2 separate regions of the Homo sapiens genome follow, and region 2 is linked to region 1. A link is an interaction called in ENCODE POLR2A ChIA-PET data of the cell type or tissue named here. Cell type or tissue: Caco-2. All regions are shown on one strand.

What was found. Peaks named below come from ENCODE experiments on the same cell type or tissue, not always from the same donor. Only the 100,000 strongest peaks of a DNase experiment are listed, where the experiment ranks them.
Region 2: POLR2A ChIA-PET joins it to region 1 with 15 read pairs; 4 of 35 experiments call an interaction of 5 or more read pairs at or near these places.

Annotation. Positions count from the first base shown.
Region 1 is chr20:52,018,974-52,026,973 of GRCh38, forward strand. No RefSeq gene overlaps it. Among named protein-coding and RNA genes, the nearest start is that of LINC01429, 160 kb to the left of the region's middle. In Caco-2, no CTCF peak of the experiment used is centred here; a DNase peak (open chromatin) is centred at 3,398.
Region 2 is chr20:51,831,437-51,839,436 of GRCh38, forward strand. LINC01429 (long intergenic non-protein coding RNA 1429) reads right to left here. Exons shown (of 3, transcript NR_110016.1): 3 at 361-2,533. Among named protein-coding and RNA genes, the nearest start is that of LINC01429, 27 kb to the right of the region's middle. In Caco-2, no CTCF peak of the experiment used is centred here; a DNase peak (open chromatin) is centred at 6,755.

The DNA.
Region 1 (8,000 bases):
CATGATGAAACTCCGTCTCTACTAAAAATACAAAAAGTAGCCGGGCATGGTGGTGTGCGCCTGTAGTCCCACCTACTCGGGAGGCTAAAGCAGGAGAATTGCTTGAACCCAGGAAGTGGAGGTTGCAGTGAGCCCAGATCGTGCCACTGCACTCCAGCCTGGGTGACAGAGTAAGACTCTGTCTCAAAAAAAAAAAAAAAAAAAAAAAAAAAAAAGTGCACCTTTGGCTGTAAACTATATAAGTCTCGTTTCATCAATGCTTATGCCAAATATTTACTGAAATTAAAATCTGCAAATGTACTCTCAGGTTTTCATGCATCGAGGCCATAAAATCTGTTTGTGAAATAATTTCCCAAATTGGTTTTTAAAATGTGTGGCTATTTTGGGAAATACCGCTTTCTATATCATTGGCTGATCCAATGTCATGATGTATACAGGCACTAGTGAGCCATGGTGGGTATCAGAGCAGAGGGTGAGCAGCACCACAAAAGTTCTAAGTTGGGATGAATATCCTGGCTGAAACAAAGAGGTAGAATGAAGTCCAGAAATCAGAACAACTGGTTTGAGTCTCAATTATACGGTTGCCACCTATGTGACCCAGAGCCAGTCACTCAGATTCTCTGAGCCTTAGTCCCTCCATCTGTAGAATGGGCATAATAATCATACTTACTTCAGAGACATAAGATTTAACAGATTTAAACTTAAAAAAAAGTTACTTCTGGGCCAGGTACGGTGGCTTACGCCTATAATCCCAGCACTTTGGGAGGCCAAGGCGGGCAGATCATCTGAGATCGGGAGTTCGAGATCAGCCTGACCAACATTGAGAAACCCTGCCTCTACTAAAAATACAAAATTAGCTGGCATGGTGGTGCATGCCTGTAATCCCAGCTACTCAGGAGGCTGAGGCAGGAGAATCGCTTGAACCCGGGAGGCGGAGGTTTTGGTGAGCCAAGATCATGCCGTGGTACTCCAGCCTGGGCAACAAGAGTGAAATTCCATCTCAAAAAAAAGTTACTTCTAACAGGACTTAGGTTTAAATTAAAAAAAAAAAGACTCAGCAGAAGTCTGGCCTATTGAAAACACTGAATAAATAATACAGTTGAGGCCAGGTGCGGTGGCTCACATTTGTAATTCCAACACTTTGAAAGGCCAAGGCAGGTGGATTGCTTGAGGTCAGGAGTTCGAGACCAGCCTGGCCAACATGATGAAACCCCGTCTCTACTAAAAATACAAAAATCATCCAGGCATGGCGGCAGGTGCCTGTAGTGCCAGCTACTTGGGAGGCTGGGGCAGGAGAATCACTTGAACCCGGCAGGCAGAGGTTGCAGTGAGCCGAGATTACGCCACTGAACTCCAGCCTGGCTGATGGAGCGAGACTCCATCTCAAAACAAAACAAAACAAAAATGCAAAATAATAATAATAATATAGTTGAGTGCTTCCATATCCCTTTTTTTTTTCTAGTCCACCATGTCTGTTATTATTATCCCCAAAACACAAATTAGAAAACACGGTATAAATAGAGGCCACAATGGCTTTGTTAGGCTTGTGAGGCTTAAGTTTCAGGGCCTCTTTCATAGCCCCAGCAGGGGCCTTAGCAATGTCGTCACATGGTGACATGTGTCTGTAAAATTTGCAAACACAAGGTGTTTTTATAGGGTTTGTTTTAGAGGTCCCTACCCCCTCCAATTGTAAAGTTTCAGGTTCCACAAAATCTAGATCTGTCCTGTATGGAGGAGAAGTACCAGCACAACAAACTCCACAAAACCAACTCTTCCTTCTCTGGACTGGAATTCCATGGCATCCAATGCCACTGTAATGAACATGGGACCACTGGATTTGGGAGTCGATTGGCTGGCTCCAGACTCCTTAGCTGTATGACTCTGGACACCTTCCCTTACCTCCCTGAGCCCTATGGCCTCATGAATAATATGGGAATTAATCACGATAGCACACAACCAACCCTAGGAGACTCTCCATAGATGTATGTTTCTTAAAAATGGAAAATGGCCTTTTTCATAATGGGATTCCATGTGGAAACTATGAACATCGCATAATTCTTATGCATCTGTCTTTTTGTTCTTAAACTTGTGGCTGAAATACCCATCAGTCAGGTCATGCCTCCAAACTTGATTACCTTCAGATTCCAAAGGACAATGGCCTTCACATGACAATAGCCGCTATCTCTTAGGAGGATAATCAAATAAGAGCATCTAATTCAAGAACACTGGAATGTGAGCTCTATGGGTGCTGAAACCTCAACTAGGTGATTAGTGAATATCCCAGGGGTTGAAATAGACCAAGAAAACCAGAGACCACGAAGGCCCTGCTCTTTTCTCTGCTTAACCCAAACTACAAGATCTCCCATATTCAGTTCTGATTGGCAGTTGAATGTAATGGTAATGAATGCTGGTTGTGGAGTTGACAGAGAACTTAGTTCAAATCCCAGATCTACCATTTATCATTTGTAGGACTCTGGGCAAAATGCTTAAAATTTCTTGGCCTCAGCCGGGCGCGGTGGCTCACGCCTGTAATCCCAGCACTTTGGGAGGCCGAGGTGGGCGGATCACGAGGTCAGGAGATTGAGACCATCCTGGCCAGGCATGGTGGCGGGCACCTGTAGTCCCAGGCCTGTAGTCCCAGCTACTCGGGAGGCTGAAGCAGGAGAATGGCGTGAACCCAGGAGGTGGAGCTTGCAGTGGGCTGAGATCGCGCCACCGCACTCCAGCCTAGGTGACAAAGTGAGTCTCTTGTCTCAAAAAAAAAAAAAAAAAAAAAAAAAAAAAATTTCTTGGCCTCAGTTTCTTTATCTGTAAAATGAAGATAATAGTACCTACCTTATATGAGATTATACACAGACAGCTTTTAGCATAATGCTTACTGAACAGTAAGTGCCCAATAAATGTTAGCTGTCTGTATCAGGCAGCAATAAGTGGCCGCTATTTTCCTGTTTTTTTCTTTCTTTTTTCTTTTTTTTGAGATGAAGTATTGCTCTATTGCTCAGGTTGGAGTGCAGTGGCACGATCTCAGCTCACTGCAACGTCTGTTTCCCAGGTTCAAGTGATTCTCCGGCCCTAGCCTCCCGAGTAGCTGGGATTAGAGGCGCACTGCCACCACACCTGGCTAATTTTTGTATTTTTGGTAGAGACAAAGTTTTACCATGTTGGCCAGGCTGGTATCTAACTCCTGATCTCAGGTGATCTGCCTGCCTTGGCCTCCCAAAGTACTGGGATTACAGGTGTGAGCCACTGCACCTGGCCTATTTTCCTGTTTCTTTTTCTTTCTTTTCTTTTCTTTTCTTTTTTTTTTTTTTTTTTTTTGAGGCAGAGTCTTGTTCTGTCGCCTAGGCTGGAGTTCAGTGGTGCAATCTCGCCTCAATGCAAGCTCCGCCTCCTGTGTTCATGCCATTCTCCTGCCTCAGCCTCCTGAGTAGCTGGGACTACAGGCACCTGCCACCACGCCCGGCAAATGTTTTGTATTTTTAGTAGACACGGGGTCTCGCCGTGTCAGCCAGGATGGTCTCGATCTCCTGACCTCGTGATCCACCCGCCTCAGCCTCCCAAAGTGCTGGGATTACAGGCATGAGCCACCGCACCCGGCTTATTTTCACGTTTCTTGAATGTTTGGTAGAAGTGTAAACCTGCTTACGTCTGGTGTGTGTGGGCATGTTTACGCATGTATGTATGCATGTACACATGTATGCATATATGTTAGCTACTAATTTAATTTTCTCAACACAGGTCTATTTAGGATTCTGGAGTCTCTTGGTTCAGTTTTGGTAAATAATGTTTCTCTAGGAAGTTGTTAATTTTGCAGTGTTCAACTTTTTTTGGCATGAATTTTTTACAGTATTAAATTTCAGTTATTACTCTCTTCTGCATCTGCAGTTATGCTCTCTTTTTATCCCTAATATTTTTATGCATTTGTTCTTTTTTATTAGCACTTAGTAGACTAGTAGATTATTAGTCTTTCCAAAGAACCAGCTTTGGATTAGCTAGTTTTTTCTGTGAAACTGTTTGCTATATAATTTTAAAAATTACCTCTATTACCTTCTTCCTTCTGCTTTCTTTGGATTACTTTTTTTTTTTTTAACCTAATAGCTTGCATTTGTAGGAATTAAAATGTGGCCAAGCAATAGTACTAAGCTCACAGGCTTTTCTTTTTTTTTTTTTTTGAGACAGAGTCTCGCCCTGTCGCCCAGGCTTGGAGTGCAATGGCGTGATCTTGGCTCACTGCAACCTCCACCTCCCGGGTTCAAGCTATTCTCCTGCCTCAGCCTCCCGAGTAGCTGGGATTACAGGCGTGCACCTCCACACCCAGCTAATTTTTGTATTTTTAGTAGAGACTGGGTTTCACCATGTTGGCTATGCTGGTCTCAAACTCCTGACCTCGTGATCCACCCGCCTCGGCCTCCCAAAGTGCTGGGATTACAGGCGTGAGCCACTGTAAAGGATTGTTGTGAAAAGTAAGATTATGCATATGCTTGATAAATGTGAACTGTTATTATTATCTTCATGTCTCAGTTTCATCACCTCTAAAATGGGTCCATGGACGGATTAAATAAGGTCATCTGGGTAAAGTACTTGGCTCATACATGTTACTTGGGATCAGTATTATTCCCCGGATGTACAAAATACTTGTCATTCATTATAACAGTCACGACTGTGCCCAGGGGTGAGCAAAAGCCTCAGTGTCCTCAAGGGTCCCAGGATCAGCCACAGAATTTGCAGGGCATGGTGCAAATGAAAACATAGGGCCTCTTGTTAAAAATGTTATTAAGAATTTCAAGATGGCCACAGCAGAGCATTAAGCCAAGCTAGAACCTGTCTGAGCTCGGGGCCCTGTGTAACTGCAAGGGTTGCATGTCCCAGAAGTTGGCCCTGTCCTCTCTCAAGGTCACCTGGGCAGAAAGCTGTTGTTTGGGTCTTGAAGGATGAGTTTTGTAAAGGCCCCTTGCCCTGCCCCTTCACACATGTGCATTCTCATTCTTCTAACTAATTCCAGGACCTTGGAATTCCATCTGACCCCTAAGGGCTGCTCCTAATGCAATCCGGGGGAACACTAGATTCAGAGTCAGCCCCCAAATCAAAGGCCAGCACAAAACCCTGGATAAATTACAGCTGTTATAAAGAAGCCACCTCTTCACCCTTGTTCTCATTTTCCTTGCATTTATAGTCACAACTCAATGAAGCCATCAACATTTGCTATTCATAAACTTGTTGGATAAGCAAGGCTGATGGGCTCACAGTGATAACTAGAGGCACTAAAGAAAGTGACAAGCTTCAAATTGGAGGCCAAGCCATACTTCTAAATGTACAGCATATTTTAAAAAAGAATGTGTGATGGTTTATATTGATGTGGCTCAGAATAACATATTTCTATAAGAAACTGTTAAATGAATTTGCAAAAAGGCTAAGTTGGCTTATGTGCTATATGTATGCGTAGACAAACATCATGGAAATACTAGAGTTTTCTCTGTTGTAAATGCTGCTGCTGTCCAACATGAATCGGCACCATGTCCTCCTTGCATCAGCTGGCATCCCTGTAGCATTGATCACATACATGCCAGGTCTCCTGCTGGCATCTTTAAAGGACTATCTCATTTAGTTTTCTCAACCCCTGTATGGCTAGTAAGCTACCCAAGTTCACTTAAAAAGTGGGTGAGCTAGGTTTACAACCCACCTGTCTGACCACAAAGCCTATGTTCTAAGCCACTATCCAAAATAGTCACCCAGGGCCAGGTGCAGTGGTTCACACCTGTGATACCAGCACTTTGAGAGGCCAAGGCTGAAAGATTGCTTGAGCCTAGGAGTTCAAGACCAGCCTGGACAACATAGTGAGATCTCATTTCTACCAAAAAATTTAAAAATTAGCTGGGTGTGGTGGTGTGTGCCTGTAGTCTCAGCTACTTGGGAGGCTGAGGTGGGAGGATCACTTGAGTCTGGGAGGTCAAGGCTGCAGTGAGCTGTGGTCGTGCCACTGCACTCCAGCCTGGGCAACAGAGTGAGACTTTGTCTCAAAAAAAAAAAAAAAAAAAATTACCCTGTCATATCGAGTGACAAAAAGAGATCAAGATACCAGAAAAATAATACAAATGTATTTAATAAAAACTGTACTAAGACCTTTACATCTCCTATTGGTGTTGTGAAGAAGGTCTGATTATTTATTTATTTTTTTGAGACGGAGTTTTGCTTTTGTTGCCCAGGCTGGAGTGCAATGGTGTGATTTCGGCTCATGGCAAACTCTGCCTCCTGGCAAACTCTGCCTCCCAGGTTCAAGTGATTCTTCTGTCTCAGCCTCTCCAGTAGCTGGGATTACAGGTATGTGCCACCACGCCCGGCTAATTTTGTATTTTTAGTAGAGATGGGGTTTCTCCATGTTGGTCAGGCTAGTCTTGAACTCCCGACTTCAGGTGATCCACCTGCCTTTGCCTCCCAAAGTGCTGGGACTACAGGCCTAAGCCACTGCGCCTGGCTAGGTCCGATTATTATTATCCCGATACGGCAGATGAGCAAACTAAGGCTTGGGGAGGTTGAACAACAAAGGCTGTGCAGCTAGTGATGGATTTAGAGACAGCCTGTAGAAGCAGTTAGAGCTTCAGAAAACAAACAAGAGACCTTTTTTTTTTTTTTGAGATGGAGTCTCACTCTGTCGCCCAGGCTGGAGTGCAGTGGCATGATCTCAGCTCACTGCAAGCTCCGCCTCCTGGGTTCATGCCATTCTCCTGCCTCAGCCTCCCAAGTAGCTGGGACTATAGGCGCCCGCCACCACACCCGGCTAATTTTTTGTATTTTTAGTTGAGACGGGGTCTCACCGTGTTAGCCAGGATGGTCTCGATTTCCTGACCTTGTGATTTGCCCGCCTCGGCCTCCGAAAGTGCTGGGATTACAGGCGTGAGCCACCGTGCCCGGCTGAGACACTTATTTTCTTTGAAGCAATGGAGAACTGTGTGGCCAACTTTTAAATTATTCGTTACTTATTTTTTCCATTCAACATGGAACATATTTAGCCTTTAGTGGTCCAAATGTTGAGAGGTAGAGGAGCATGTAGGGCTCAAAATCCTGAAGCCACAGGAAAAGAAAAGAAAAATACGTGGCTTGATGCTAGTGAGGAAAGAGTTAAAAATTATCTTGCTTGTCTGACTTAGACATTGCTGGACGAGGCCAGAAACTTTTCTCCCCCCAGAAAATGTTATAAGTAAACACTGTATGTAATAGATCTGTACTCTCTAATTGTAAGCCCTGGACAGCACTGGAAGGTTACAGGAGACACAGGCACAGACAATATAGAGGGCTGGAAGTGAAAGAGGTTTCTTTTCTCTTCTTTTATCATAGGTTTGTTTTTATTTAAATTTGGAGAATATTTAAAGCAACTGAAAAGTACAGAATAAAGTATAACAAACACTTACAGCTTCACTACTTAAGATTACTAAATATAACCATTGTGTTGTAGCATCTTATATACTATTTTTTTAAATTTTATTTATTTATCTTTTTGAGACGGAGTCTCACTCTGTCACCCAGGCTGAAGTGCAACGGCATGATCTTGGCTCACCGCAACCTCCACCTTTCGGGTTCAAGCAATTCTCCTGCCTCAGCCTCCAGAGTAGCTGGGATTACAGGTGCCCACCACCATGCCCGGCTAATTTTTGTATTTTTAGTAGAGATGGGGTTTCACCATATTGACCAGGGTGGTCTTGAACTCCTGACCTTGTGATCCATCTGCCTTGACCTCCCAAAGTGCTGGGATTACAGGTGTGAGCCACCACGCCTGGCTGATACTATTTTAATTAAAAATAAGACAGTACTGATAAAGTTGAGCCCACTGGACCTCAATGCCTCCCCAGGAGCTATGGCTATCATGAAACTGATGTTTCCTTCCAGCCCATGTTAATCAGTTTAGTAATAAATGTATGTGTCCATGTCTATGTGTGTATATGTATTTACCTGTATCTTTAAATGCTATAAGGTATTCTTAATTTATATACATAGTTTCTTCTTTT
Region 2 (8,000 bases), 190 kb before region 1:
TTCGCTCTGTCGCCCAGGCTGGAGTGCAGTGGCACGATCTCGGCTCACTGCAAGCTCTGCCTCCCGGGTTCAGGCCATTCTCCTGCCTCAGCCTTCCGAGTAGCTGGGACTACAGGCGCCTGCAACCAAGCCCGGCTAATTTTTTTTTGTATTTTTAGTAGAGACGGGGTTTCACCGTGTTAGCCAGGATGGTCTCAATCTCCTGACCTCCTGATCCGCCCGCCTCGGCCTCCCAAAGTGCAGGGATTACAGGCGGGAGCTACCGCGCCCGGCCCAGCTTCTCTTTTTGAATGCCAGGCTTTGTGCTAAAACTCTTACTGGTTTTTACACTGAGCCCCCAAAGATTATCAACCCAAATTTCAGGACGCATGTGTTTTTATTAATGTCTCAGAAAAGTCAGATTGGAAGTTGCATGCACAATTCCTGCCGGAACAAAGTACAGCCATCTCCCTGCACTAATGCATTTCCAGCTGGTGGAGTTCAGTTTTTAAAGAGCAGTAAATACTTGCAAGAGACGAACGGCAGGAAGTGAATGAAGGAATAGATACATTTTTAAGATCCACTGACAGCTTGTACATTCTGGAAGCCATGTGGGTCAGGGGGATGAATTTATTGGCTTTAACGTCAGACGCTCTGCAGGTCGTGAGATGTGCCTTTTGTCCTGACGTCAGCTGAGAGCAGATCTTTGGAAGGATTTGCCCATTGAGCACATTTGCTGAAACATCTTGGCTTCATTACATTTATGAGTTTTAAAAGCATGTAAAATATTTTATGTGGTTCTTGCAAAAGGGTAACAACATAAATAACCTGCAGGGATAGGATGATTTTCAAGAAATGGGGTCAGCCGGCAAGCCAGTGTTCACTCTGTGGACATTCTGAGTGTACAGAATATTAATACTTCATTTGCCCCTCCAGATCCACTCTCCATTTTCTCTTCCCTCCTCTGTGCCCAAGAGGCCGGGCAGTGGGGACCACATCTCCTGGTTCTGTGACATCTGGTTTCTTGCTGGGTTCAGCCAATAAGGAGGAGTGGGAGATGGGAGGGCCAAGGTGGGGCTGGGCTATTAACTCCCTGGCTGGCCATGGTCTGGCAGTGGCTGTGTCCCTCTACTGAAACCCACAGCTCCCATGGGGTGGCCTTTTTCCTATGGATCTTGCCATTTTCTGATAACCACTCCCTCCTGCTGCCTTTGGAGGCCTTGGAGAGGGAAGGGCTTTTGGTTGTTGGTAGCCCCGGGGTGCTTCATCAACCCTGCTGATTTCTCTATACCTTGCTTATATCTTGGTAAATACCCCTTTTATTAAACATTCCTCAGCCGGACATGGTGGCATGTGCCTGTAGTCCCAGCACTTTGAGAGGCCGAGGCAGGAGGATCTCTTGAACCTGGGAGGCGGAGGTTGCAGTGAGCCAAGATTGCGCCTCTGCACTCTAGACTGGGCGACAGAGTGAGACTGTCTCTAAAAAAAAAAAACAAAGAACCCCAAAAGACTCTCCTCAGTTACTCTGCTCAAGTGAGCCTTTTAATTATCTTGGGGACCTTGTATAGGTACAGTTATTATTTTGTTTGTTTGTCTGTTTTGAGACAGAGTCTCACTCTGTTGCCGAGGCTGGAGCGCAGTGGTACAGTCTTGGCTCACTGCAACCTCCACCTCCTGGGTTCAAGCAATTCTCCTGCCTTCGCCTCCCAAGTAGCTGGGATTACAGGCATGCACCCCCAAGCCCGGCTAATTTTTGTATTTTTGGTAGAGACGGGGTTTCACCATGTTGGCCAGGCTGGTCTCAAACTCCTGACCTCAAGTGATCCTCCGCCTTGGCCTCCCAAAGTGCTGGGATTGTAGGTGTGAGCCATCACGCCCAACGGGCACAGTTGTTAATATCATGTTAGATTAAAAATCAAAATCTTACAGAAACTTCAGCCTTTATATCACGATGGCTTCCTGTCCCTATGGCAAGGTAATCCTTAAGAGAGAGGCCAAGCTCAAAGCTGTAGCCAAATAATTTAATATCTATGAGGTGACTTTCACATACCTCATACTAAATATGCAAGCTACACATGACCTCTACCATCCAGAAATACCTGTTTTAGCAGCGAAGATAGACTATCTGATGAGAAATCGTACTATGGGAGGAACATGGCTTGGCAATTAAGAGTCTCTATTTGTTTTCTGGGGCTGCTGTAACAGAGAGCCACAGACGGAGCGGCTTACACAGCACAGATGTATTGTCTGAAGGCTCTCTGGGTGCTGTGAGGGAAGGATCTGTGCCAGGCCTCTCTCCTTGGCTCGTAGATGACCGTCTTCTCCCTGTGACTCTGCCGTCATCTTCCCTCTATGTCTGTCTGTCTCTGTGTCCACATTTCTCCCACAGGTCACCAGTCCTATTGGAATAGGGTCTTGGTAAAGACCCTATTTCCAAGTAGAAACACATTCTGAGGTGCTGGGTCTCAGAGCTCCAACATCTCCTTTTTGGGAGGATACAATTCAACGCAGAGCAGAGGCCGACATCCATGAGTTTAAATCCAGGTTGTGTCACCTTGGGCAAATTATTTATTTATTTATTTATTCATTTTTGAGACGGAGTCTCACTCTGTCACCCAGGCTGGAGGGCAATGGCGTGATCTCAGCTCACTGCAACCTCTGCCTCCCGGGTTCAAGTGATTCTCCTGCCTCAGCCTCCTGAGTAGCTGGGATTACAGGCACCCGCCACCACACCTGGCTAATTTTTGTATTTTTTAGTGGAGACGGGGTTTCACCATGTTGACCAGACTGGTCTCGAACTCCTGACCTCAGGTGATCTGCCCGCCTCAGCTTCCCAAAGTGCTGGGATTACAGGCGTGAACCACCATGCCCGGCCACCTTGGGCAAATTATTTAAACTGCTCAGTGTTTGTGTTTCATCATCTAGAAAATGGGGATAGCCTGGGCTTGGTGGCTCGCACATGTAATCCAGCACCTTGGGAGGCAGAGGCAGGAGAATCACTTGAACCCAGGAGGCAGAAGTTGCAGTGAGCTGAGATTGGGCCACTATACTCCAGCCTGGGCTACAGAGCGAGACTCCATCTCAAAAAAAAAGCCAGGCATGGTGGTATGTGCCTGTAGTTCCAGCTACTTAGGAGGCTGAGGCTGGAGGATTGCTTGAGCCTGTGTGGTCAAGCTGCAGTGAGCTGTGATGGTGCCACTACACTCCAGCCTGGGCAACAGAGCAAGACCTATCTAAAATATAAAGTAAAATAAAATAGGGATAATATTTTTACAATCACTTTGCAGGATACTGTGAAATAAGGGGTGGGAGACTGCTTAAAAAGTGCCTGGCATAGGCAGGGCGCGGTGGCTCATGCCTGTGGCTCATGCCTGTAATCCCAGCACTTTGGGAGGCTGAGGCGGGTGGATCATGAGGTCAGGAGATAGAGACCATCCTGGCTAACACAGTGAAACCCCGTCTCTACTAAAAATACAAAAAATTAGCTGGGCGTGGTGGTGGGCACCTGTAGTCCCAGCTACTCGGGAGACTGAAGCAGGAGAATGGCATGAACCCTGGAGGCGGAGCTTGCAGTGAGCCGAGACTGCGCCACTGCACTCCAGACTGGGCGACAGAGTGTCAAACAAACACAAAAACGTGCCTGGCGTGTGGCAAATGTTGTCGGTGTGGGCTTTCGCTATTATTAACCTAAAGTGTTGTACTTTCACATAACAACTCCATTGAGCGTCTTCAGGCATCTCAAACTTCCCCGTCCAGTTGGCTCGTTTTCTAATCCTACCCATCTTGGAAAATGGCACCCTCACCAGCCCAGTTGCTCAAGCTGTCCATGATCCTTCTCATCATTGCCACTTTCACTCCACCAGTGAACCTGCTGGATACCCCTCCAAGGACACGCTGTATTCTGAATTCATTGCTTCTCTTCATCTCATTAGTTAGATCTGATGAGACGGCCCTGCCGTCCTCTCTTGGACACTCTCTTGAACAAAGCAGTAACCTCTTAGCTTGTTTTCCCGCTTTCACTGCACCCCTTCTAGAGATCATCCTCTGTACAGGAGCCAAGGGATCTTTAAAAACATGGATCCCAGCCGGGCATGGTGGCTCACGTCTGCAATCCCAGCACTTTGGGAGGCCGAGGAGGGCAGATCTCTTAAGGTCAGGAGTTCGAGACCAGCCTGGCCAATATGGTGAAACCCTGTCTCTACTAAAAATATAAAAATTAGCCAAGTGTGGTGGCGGGCGCCTATAGTCTCAGCTACTTGGGAGGCTGAGGCAGGAGAATCGCTTGAACCTGGGAGGCTGAGGTTGCAGCAAGCAGAGATCACACCATTGCACTCCAGCCTGGGCAACAGAGCGAGACTCCGTCTCAAAAACAAACAAACAAACAAACAAAAACAAAACACGGATCCCATCATGTCTTTTCCTGCGTAAGACTCTGGATGGCTTTCCATTGAAACTAGAACAAAATCTACACATCTTTGTTCTAAGGCCCTCTTCCAAGGCCCTAATGATCTGGTCTCTGCCTGCCTCTCCAATGTGACTTCCTACCATTCTCCCCTGGATCACTAGATTTTAGTTACATGGGTCTTCCTGCTTTTCCTCCAATATAACAAGCAGATCCAGCTTCAGTGCCTGTGCACTTGCTGTTCTCCGGGCTTGGAATACCCTTCCAAGAACTTTCTCCCTCACTTCATTCAGGTCTTTGCTCAAATGTTACCTCTTCAAGGAGGTCTTCCTTGCCCACCATTTTTTTTTGTTTGTTTGTTTGTTTTCTTTTCTTTTTTTTTTTTTTTGAGACAGAGTCTTGCTCTGTCACCTAGGCTGGAGTGCAGTGATGCGATCTCGGCCCACTGCAACCTCTGCCTCCCAGGTTCAAGCAATTCCTGTGCCTCAGCCTCCCGAGCAGCTGGAACGACAGGAGACACAAGCCACCATGCCCAGCTAACTTTTGTGTTTTTAGTAGAGACAGGGTTTTGCCATGTTGTCCACTCTGGTCTCAAACTCCTGAACTCAAGCAATCTGCTCACCTCAGCCTCCTAAATTGCTGGGATTATAGGCATGAGCCACCATGCCTGGCCGAGATTCCCTATTTCTTTTTTTTTTTTTTTTTTTTTGAGATGGACTCTTGCTCTGTTGCTCAGGCTGGAGTGCAGTGGTGCGATCTTAGCTCACTCCAACCTCCACCTCCCGGGTTCAAGCGATTCTCCTGCCTCAGCCCCCTGAGTAGCTGGGACTATAAGCGCATGCCACCACACCCGGCTAATTTTTGTATTTTTAGTAGAGATGGGGTTTCACCATGTTGGCCAGGATGGTCTCGGTCTCCTGACCTTGTGATCCACCTGCCTTGGCCTCCCAAAGTGCTGGGATCACAGGCGTGAGCCACTGCACCCGGCCAGCTCTTAATTGCATTATTTTATATTACCATTCTCACAGCATTAATCACCCTCAGCAGTTCTATTTACGCACTTCTTTGTTTTGCTTACGGTCCACCTCTACCACCAGAATGCAATTGATCTGATAGTTGAGAGGTCTCCCATGCTCACTGCTGAATCCCCATCACCTAGAACAGTGCCTGGCACTTAATAGGCATCCAGTAAATCTTTGCGGGGGTGGGATGGGAAGCAAACACAAAATGATATGTGGTTCTCTTCTCTCTTTTCTGCCCCCTCTCCAAACGAAACCACCAGCAGAGGAAAGAAACAAAAAGTCTATGAGTTGTCAAGATTTCTGCTTTGGGGCACAGTGGTCATGCCTGTGATCCCAGCTTTTTGGGAGGCTGAGTTGGGATGATCATCTGAGCCTAGTTGTTTGAGACCAGCCTGGGCAACATAGCAAGACTCCATCTCTAAACAAATTTTTTTTTTTTTTTGAGACAAGGTCTTGCTCTGCCACCTGCATTGGAGTGCAGTGGCACTATCATAGTTCACTGCACCCTCAACCTCCAAGGCTCAAGTGATCCTCTCACCTTAGCCTCCCAAGTAGCTTGGACTACAGGCGTGCACTACCACACCTGGCTAATTTTTTTGTAGTGACGAGGTTTCGCCATATTAACCAGACTGGTCTTGAACTCCTGGCCTCAAGTGATCCTTCCTTCTTGGCTTCCCAAAGTGCTGAGATTATAGGTGTGAACCACCATACCTGATTCTACAAAAATTTTTTTAAAAAGTTAGCCAGGCATGGTGGCGCATGCCTGTAGTTCCAGCGAGGTGAGGTGGGAGCATTGCTTGAGCCCAGGAGTTGGAAACTGCAGTGAGCTTTGATCCTGCCACTGTCTGGGCAACAGCATGAGACTCTGTTTCTAGAAAAACAAAACAAAACAAAACAAAAAAAGATTCCCGCTTTGGAACAATGGCTAGGGGCTGGGAATCTAGGATGGATCCAGAGTGGGCAAGTCTTGGCTTCTTATAACTGCAGAATCCCACGATGGATGTGTGGGTGGGCTGGGGTAACAGATCTACTCAGGGTGGGGGCTGGGGGTATCGCGAGGTGTTTAAGCCTGTCAATAAAAAAAGTGACCGCTGCTTTGTATCTGCAGCTACTCAAGGGAAATAAAGCCGTTTGCTTATAAAGAATTTCCATAAACATTTCTGAGGATGTGTATTAGGGGTAATCTTGGGATGTGCATTAAACTAAACAGGGTAGTATAAACACAGGAACAGGCTGAAAGGGGGAGAATAAATGGCCCAGGTTTGCCCTGGCCCAATGGCCTTAGGCAACTTGTGCAGCCTGCAGAAACCCAGAGACTTCAGTTCATTATTTAAAGAAGGCGGAGACAAAGAGGGAAAACCAAACGCAGCCCTCCCATGGGTAGATAGATTCTTGAACAACCTCTGGAATTAAGCTTTTTTTTTCTCTCCTCCTAGTGTTCAATGCTTTGGATTCCTGAAGTTATCTATGTTGAAATACTCGAGAGATGGTAAGGAGAACAGGAACAGGTAGCTTTGGGAGGCACGTGCTCTGGGCTAGGCATAGTTCTTTTTTTTGGGGGGGCGGGGGGAGGGAGTCTCGCTCTGTCGCCCAGGCTGGAGTGCAGTGGCGCGATCTCGGCTCACCGCAACCTCCACCTCCCGGGTTCAAGCGATTCTCCCTCCTCAGCCTCCAGAGTAGCTGGGATTACAGGCACCTGCCACCACGCCCAGCTAATTTTTTGTATTTTTAATAGAGACTGGGTTTCACTGTGTTAGCCAGGATGGTCTCGATCTCCTGACCTCGTGACCCACCTGCCTCGGCCTCCCAAAGTGCTGGGATTACAGGCGTGAGCCACTGTGCCCGGCTGGCTAGGCACAGTTCTAAAAGCTGCGTGTGCACGATCTCATTTCATCCTCCCGGTACCGCTTTGGGGAAGGTAACACTATTGCCTCCACTTTGCAGAAGAGGAAACTGAGGCAGAGAGAAGGGTGATGACTTGCTGAAGGATACAGAGCTCATTACAGTGGAGGTTCAGGGTCTGAGCTCTAGAAAAGATGCTCCACCCTATGAAGGAAAAGGTTCATTGGTATTATCTATCTATCTATCTATCTATCTATCTATCTATCTATCTATATATTTTTTTCTGGGATGGAGTCTCACTCTGTTGCCCAGGCTGGAGTGCAGTGGTGCGATCTCAGCTCACTGCAAACTCTGCCTCCCGGGTTTAAGCTATTCTCCTGCCTCAGCCTCCTGAGTAGCTGGGATTACAGGTGTGTGCCACCACACCTGGCTAATTTTTGTATTTTTAGTAGAGACGGGGTTTCACCATGTTGGCCAGGCTGGTCTCAAACTCCTGACCTCAGGTGATCTGCCCGCCTTGGCCTCCCAAAGTGCTGGGATTACAGGCGTGAGCCACCACGCCCGGCCTAAATCATTTGAATTTGCTAACTCATTCATGTGTTGATAATATAAATAAATAATTTTTAAAGTGTCCCCTTGTGCAAACCAATGATGAAAGCAGGCCATGAATAGAGGCAGGTGATCAGCTCCACTCTGTGCCCCGGAGTACCCTCAAAATAAACCCCAAGGCTCAGGACCAAATATAGATGATGATA